Linked DNA regions of Mus musculus: all the other regions are linked to region 1. Evidence: chromatin loops called from intact Hi-C (ENCODE). Cell type or tissue: gastrocnemius. All regions are shown on one strand.

Region 1 (2,500 bases):
CCACTGCCTCAACAATTGTACCTTTGCCCTTTAAAAATATGTCAAACCTTCCATTCCTCATCTATTTTATTTTTTAATTTTTCCCAAAAGTAAACATATACGTGTACACAGTCACACATGGATATACACATCCACATGTGCACACTCACACTCATATTCCTCACAATCATACACAGGCACTCCACATACACCATGAGTATGCTTGTATGTGACCATAGGCACCTACTTGCAAATACTCAACACATACAGACACATTACAAAAACGCACACACTTGGACTTCTACCCATATATTCACACACAGGCACGTATGTACATATGCATACATGATACATACACTTCTATACAAGTGTAGACTCAAAATATATGAATACACACGTGTATGCTCAGTCATTGGAGTTTCATATGCCAGTCTATATTGGGGTGCTGTTTTACTGAAGTACTTCCTGACCTCTGTTCCCATAATTCTGTGAGACCCCGACTTAGAGCGTTTCTCCCTGAAAGGTAAAGCCCCTGGACATTCCCCAAGCTTGTTTTCCCTGATCTCTTAAAATACAGCCAGAAAGAAGCTCTTTGTTCTCTATAGCCAACAAAAAGTCTTTTTGTTTCTGTGCCTTACAGCCAGAGACTCGATGATTGTGGGGAGACCTAGCCAGGCGCTTGCTTGGCTCCCTGTGCCAAGGACATGGAGATAGATTCCCCAGAGAAGAGCTACAGCTCACTCCTCACTCTTCATGCCTTGTTATTTTACCAAGGACACCCGCCAGAGAAGAGCTGTAGCCAAACTCCTCCCAACTCCTCAGCTAGCTGTTAAAAGCCCCCTACTGTTACCGCTCGAGATCGAACTCCCCTCAGCTAGCTGACAATAAAGCGTCTTGCAGTTTGCATCAGGTGTTATCGGGGTGCCGACCAGCTCAACCCGGGACTTGAGCGGAGGTCTCCCCAGTTTCGGGGGTCTTACAATTCCACAATCCCAGCAAAGGAGGCCATTTCCTTGTCTGTTTTTTTTTTATCTTGATACATATGTACTATTAAAATGGGACAAATTAAAAGGTCTTAGTCTGACAAAGAGCACTTTCCTTAAAAATGCTGACCTTTCTTTCATAGGCTCAATTTGGATTTTCCCTGAGAGGGACTGCCAGTTGACTGCAGACAGTCATTTGGCACCATCTGCTGGACATAGACAGTCTGAGCAAATGAGAGCTGAAGAGATCAGAGCTGAAGAGCCCAGAATCCACGTTGAGTGAGTGCCTGGATCTAATAGTTCTGCTGTGTGTGGCTTTATTGCAAATATGCAACTTCCTGTGCATATCTCTGAGTTACCTTACGTTATCCTCTCTGAATTTCACAAAGCACCTTTGCTTTATAGCCTCAGCCAAGTCAGCTCACAATGAAGAGCAGAAACCACATCTTGCCACTGTTGCATCCCTAGGGTCCAGGATACAGTAGGAGCTGTGAAACATGTTTCTCTTGCTCTGTGGCTTTTGAATGGCACAATGACTAATATGGGCCATAAGAGATGATGAACCATGGACAGCATAAAGCTAGGGGTGAACATGAACTCCTGATCCTCTGCCTCTACCTCCCCACACCGGGATGATGTTGGAGAAACATCAGCTGCTCCGTATGCCTTTTCAAATTTTAAATTTTTCTTCAAATTAAAAAAATAATAATAACTGTTTAGACCAAGGTCTTGCCATGTAACCCAGGTTGACCTCAAACTTGATCCTCCTGCCTCAGCCTCTCAAGCCCTCAGTAACCTTTAAAAACTGATAAGTTTTCCCCCATGTGATAGTTAACTGTGTGCATTAACTTGGCCAGACTAAAATGCCCTGCATTTGGCCAAATACCACTGGAGATACTTCTGTGGAGACACATTCTTTATGTGATTGGTGTTCTGCATAAAGCGTGTGATTCTCCATATTGTGTGTGGGTCCTTTCATTTGAAAGCTTTGAGAGTAAAGACTGCAGTTTCTCAAGGTAGAAGAAATTTTTCTTCAACCAGATTGCCACAGAGAAACCCTGCCTCAGTTTCTCACTTGAGGGATTTGGAGTCCAGACATCAATTGTAATTCTTACCTGAAATTCCAGCCTGATGACCTCATATAAACCTTAGACATTCCTGCTTCATTCTCCCTCTCCCTCTCCCTCTCCGTCCCATTTTGCTGGAGAAACCTAACACAGGTCCTATACATTATATTAGTAAAGTATCAAGTGTTTTTTCAGTTCACTAAGAAGCTAACTGTGAATCAGGATTGCCCCTAACTAACTTCAGACCCAAGCATATCTGTCTTAGAGCATCCTCCAAGATCTTAGTCCAGGAATGGGCTATTCCTATCCCCAGCTTTGTGAGAAATGGACAGGAGAACAACAAAGCATCCCACAAATAGAAATATCACATCCTTGAGAACAATCAAGTAAATTGTTACAGGAAAAACACAACATCTCTGAGCACATTTAGGAGGTAAATCGTTCCCAGACACCTTCCTGAAGGGAGTGGGG
Region 2 (2,500 bases), 350 kb before region 1:
AAAACAAAAAACGGTTTATGTTAAACCAGTGTCAGACCTCAGGACCAAATTCCCTACTTCATGTGTATACATGCTTTGACTAAATCTATTTTCACCACGTGTGTGCATGTGTATGGTGTGTGTGTGTGTGTGTGTGTGTGTGTGTGTGTGTGCATGTGTATGGTGTGTGTGTGTGTATGTGTGTGTGTGTGTGTGTGTGTGTGTGTGTGTGTGTGTTTTGCTCTAAGAGGCCAGAAGAGGACATCAGATGTCCTGTGAGTGGATTTACAGATGTAATCATATGAGCAGCCACGTGGGTACTGGGAATCAAATTCTGGTCCTCTGGAAAAACAGCCAGTCCTCTTCATTGCTGAGCCATCTCTCCAGCCCCACAGTTGGAAATTCTTATTTATGGTGTTATATTAAGTGATATAAATAGTAGTATTTGTAGTGAGTAACCATCTGCAGTCACTGATTGAAACTAAGTCCTGAAACGCATCCTTATAAAATAAATGGAACACATCAAATGATAAGAGCGCAAAGACTGCGGAAGAGTTTTCAAACATCTAGACTTGTACTCTGGAAGCGCTCGGTCTGGGGAAAATGTCTTGGTAGAGTTCTATTTTTTATCAGGTAATTTTATATCTGTCTAGCCTTGAGAAAAGATTGAGATGTGTGCTTGTATAGCATCCAACTTTGAGAAAGCAGAAGAAAATCACTAACAGGAACAGTCTATCTTTCAAGGTTTATTAAGCATCAGACAAAAGTATCTTTTTCTTTTTTTTAAGTATCAAAGAAAAGTAGTAAATACTATTCTGCTCACCTACTTTAGATGGCTAGATCAGCAAAGTACTTGTCCTGCGTGTGATTTACCCAGACAGCCAGACATGGGCGTGCACCCTTGTTATCCTGGTGCTGGAAAAGTAGGTCTCTGGGACTTGATGGACAGCCAGCCTCACCTACTTAGTGAGTGCCAGGCCAGTGAGCAATATGCAGTTCCTGAGGATCAACACCAGGGGGCTGTCTTCTGACCTCCATGCACAATTACAAGTGCACATGTGTGCACACCCACCCACACCAGCAGTACCTAAACATTTGGGCTGAATTATTTATATATATTTGATTGAAATTTTACAAATAGAACTTGGGTATGTTGACAGATTTCCATAAGCCCAGCAGTCCCAAACTTGTGGCAAGAGAAAGGCCAGTTCACAATTGGCCAACTTGCCCAATATTGTCTCAAAAAGGAAAAAACAAACAAACAAACAACAGGTTACAGTTTAGCAATTTTGAATTTACCTGTTTATCAGCATTTGCTGTGAACTTACCAGCTATTGCAGCAAGTATAGAGGAAGTATTTTCCAAATTAAAGATACTACGGTTGGTGGAAAAGAATGAATTGAAAGCGTGGACCGTTTGAAACTTAGAAGTCATATAAAATGTGACCCCGACAAAGATTGTGGATAATACTACAAATACATTAAATAACAAATCCATGCTAGAAAGAGCAGGCTCTGTAGACAGGGTGTAGAAGCAGATATTACTTTAAAGTAATAAAAACATGGAAATTGTGACCAGACGAATTATCCTGCCTTTGTGGTTTCTAGATATGTAATTTAGAGAAAGAAACTAAAATGTTTTTTGCTTTAATATAGTTTGTTATAAAGTATTTAACTTATTTGAAATAGTTATAATTTTTTAAAATTTGGGAGTACTGGGGATTGAATCACACAAGGCCTAGGAAATGTTAGAAAAAGGAAATCACATGCTAGGGATGTGTTGAGTTATATACACAGCCTTCTGATACCCCTTTTTACTTTGGTTGTTTTTTATTGTTGTTCTTTTGCTTAATTTTAAAGTATTGATTTGGTGTGTACACGTGTGCATGCATGTAATGAAGAGAGAACATACTTTGTGAACTCTATGGTATTCTAGATGTAAATAAGAGACAGATAGCTTCTGGGACACCATCTACATAACATTTTTCCAAGGGCCCCTGCAAGTTAACACTTCCAAAAAATTAAAGCAAGCATTTCTGCTAACTCTGCCCTACTTCGCTGTAGCCTTTGCATTTTGCAGGTGCTTGAGAGCACAAGGCATGACTGAGGTCCATGCCTTGTATGGGGACTGTTGCTAAGTGACCGTCTCTCTTACCTTTGGGATTGCTGTGGGGCTCATTAATCAGTTTGTCCTAACATCTGCTCTCCTGAGATGGTCAGCTTAACTGATAGTAAAGGCCCCTCACAGTGAGCCCGAGTTCCTCATCGTCAGTTTCTAGGAATAGCTCTTCTGTCACTAAATTATGCATATTTTTATTCAGAAAAGCCACCCTAGGCTGCCTTACTGGTGATTCACTGTTCCCCCTATTCTCAGTCACCCGTCTTGGCAGAGAGAGGAATGGGGACCACGTTCTGAAAGATAAACGGCATGCAGGCGGCACTCGGAGATGGATTGACTCAGGCTTTCAGAACAGATGAGTGAGTCGCAATGGAAGTTAAGACTCTGCAGGAAGTTCTGCAGA
Region 3 (2,500 bases), 690 kb before region 1:
GGATGGGGATGGGTTGTGGAGGGTGTGATGGGGAGGGAGGGGCAGTGAGTGGGATGTAAAGTGAATAAGTAAAAAATGAAATGTAATGAAATAAAAATAAAAGAATATGTGGAACACACACACACACACACAAACTGGACACAGTGGTGTGTACCAGGGAGGCAGAGAAAGATGGATTCCTGTGCCTCAGTGCCCAGTCAGTATAACCTACTTGATGTCTATCAAACCAATGAGAAAGCCTGTTTCAACAAACAAGAGGGGGAAGGCATCTGAAGAATGACAGTTCGGGTTTTCCTCAGGCCTCCACATTCACACACACACACACACACACACACACACACACACACACACACCCCTTAATGCTTTAACTAAATTTCTAAATTTGTGCAGACCTACAGGTTAGACATGCTTATAGAATCCTGGTCCCCACTGGGCACTATTGGGAGGTGGCAGAAACTTTAAGAGATTGGGCCTAGTGCAATGCCTCAGAACATTAGATTACTGCCCTTGAAGGGGGCTGGGAAATCCTGGCTTCTCTCTCTTATGTGCTAGTCCTAGGGAGAGTTACTTAGCTCTACCACACACTTTCACCTTGATGTGGTACCTTACTGGAGGTCCAAAGCTATAGGCACAATTGTCCTGGACAAGAACATCAAATCTATGATCCAAGCCTTTTCTTTGTAAGGTAGTGGTGGTTTCAGGTGTTTGTTATGGCAACTGCATCCCAACTAATGGTGAATTTGAGAGTCTGTCTGCTGTGAGGCTGGGTGAGGTAATAAAATACTAACATTGCCTAGGTCTATGACACTCTCTACAAGCATGTTGGTATTGTAACCACACAAAATACAGAGCTTAGCACCACCTCTAACCAGTGTGGTGTTCTGTCAAACCCTTAACACTGATATCCACTGACAGCACTGTGGAACCTTCCTTAGCTTCGATCCTGGTCGCCCTGGTGCAGTCAGTTATGGGAAGTTTTCTTACATGAGTGGATCACCTGCAGCTGGTTCTCATAAGATCCACAGGGATGACCTTGGTTAATAATTTCTGAAAAACAAAATAAGTAGGAACCAGGATCCACATGCTCAGGCTCCCTTCGGGGCTGTGTGAAAACCTTCCATGACCACATGTGGAACACACTCTTCCCTTTAAACCATCCAGACAGGAAACGGAGCAACAGGGCCCAGGCCCTGACTCGCTGGGTGAAGCTTCTCCAATAAAAGGGGTGTACACTGTCATTTAAAGAATATCTTTCGTAAAACTGCTGAGTTACTTCCTCAAATTTTCTTCCTTTTTTTCTAAAGATTGCTGACTTTGGGGTGAAGAAATCACAACTGCTAACTCTTAGATCCCCGGAAGAGTGTTATGGGCTCTTTCTTAGTTCTTAGTTGGAAGGAAAAGCTCCGGATGTTTTGTCCACTACAGATAATTTTGGGAAACATTTAGTCTGTGGCTTCTTCCACGTTGCTAAGAGACTTACCACAAGATGGCGCCTGGCTTAGTTAATGAAAGGCTTTCCCTACTTTTAGGTCCTTGTACTTGGAGTGGAGACACTTGGCAGAGCTGATGATGTTGTTTCCATGGAGACAAAAGTCTGAATCACTGTATGAGTTTTTAATGATGGAGACTCTCCTCTTATATCCTTTAACTATGCTGTGCCTTCCAACTAAATTTTTCCTATTAACAGCAGCTAAAGTGACACCTGGCTTGTGACTGAAGACACTGGATCTTCTCCCCAGGTCCCAGTGGAGTAAGAGGGCCATGTGCTCTGTCCTCTCTCTGTTGTGTTTTGTAGTTGTTGATTTAAACCTCAGACCCTTGGTTTCCTTAATTCAAGTGTTTGTTATAGTAACTGCATCCCAACTAACGGTGAATTTGGGAGTTTTTCTGCTGTTCCTTAATTAAACATGGGGAGATTGGCAGTATAACTAGGAAACTCAGTGGAGCTGTAATAACTCATTTGTGTAAGGAAGGCTGACTCTGAACTCTAAGGTAAGTGATGTTAGCTACATAAACCCCAACAAGCCTGTTAGCATATCACTGGATGTTCCTGGATTAGCAGATGAATCAGAAATTAAGCCAGTCTAGCAGTCACAGATTTTTCAATTCTGGGACAGAACCACTTTTTCCTTTTCTCTTTCTTTTTGTTGGGGTGGAGGGAGGTTTCGAGACAGGATTTCTCTGTGTAGCCCTGGCTGTCCTGGAATCTTCTTTGTAGAGCAAGCTGGTCTTGAACTCACAGATGTCAACTACTTCTGCCTCCTCAGTGCTGCACTCAAAGGCCTGAACCACCACATTTTTTGATATTTGTTGTGAGAGTGGAATGAGAGGCATGTGTCCTTAAAGTGAAATAAACCTCTCTCTAGTACATCCCTGTTGCTATGTGGCAAGGCTCTACTGTCTTTCTGGATCCAGAACCAGCATCATTGGGTATGAAACTATCTCTGGGGAAGTGAATCTGCCCAGCTCTTATCAGCCTCTGGTTAGGACTTCCTGAATA

Evidence for each region. Peaks named below come from ENCODE experiments on the same cell type or tissue, not always from the same donor. Only the 100,000 strongest peaks of a DNase experiment are listed, where the experiment ranks them.
Region 2: a loop joins it to region 1, with 3.0 times the contacts of the local background. A loop is called at or near these places in 4 of 42 quality-filtered maps.
Region 3: it touches region 1 in a loop (12-fold over the local background); 11 of 42 quality-filtered maps call a loop at or near these places.

Annotation. Positions count from the first base shown.
Region 1 is chr2:5,078,909-5,081,408 of GRCm38, reverse strand. No RefSeq gene overlaps it. Among named protein-coding and RNA genes, the nearest start is that of Optn, 16 kb to the right of the region's middle. In gastrocnemius, a CTCF peak has its summit at 1,168 (motif pointing left); DNase peaks (open chromatin) are centred at 873 and 1,169; H3K4me3 peaks cover 545 bases; H3K27ac peaks cover 345 bases.
Region 2 is chr2:5,429,999-5,432,498 of GRCm38, reverse strand. All of the region lies in intron 3 of Camk1d (calcium/calmodulin-dependent protein kinase ID), which reads left to right. Among named protein-coding and RNA genes, the nearest start is that of Gm36853, 51 kb to the left of the region's middle. In gastrocnemius, a CTCF peak has its summit at 990 (motif pointing right); a DNase peak (open chromatin) is centred at 989.
Region 3 is chr2:5,769,830-5,772,329 of GRCm38, reverse strand. No RefSeq gene overlaps it. Among named protein-coding and RNA genes, the nearest start is that of Gm29857, 43 kb to the right of the region's middle. In gastrocnemius, a CTCF peak has its summit at 1,467 (motif pointing right); a DNase peak (open chromatin) is centred at 1,514.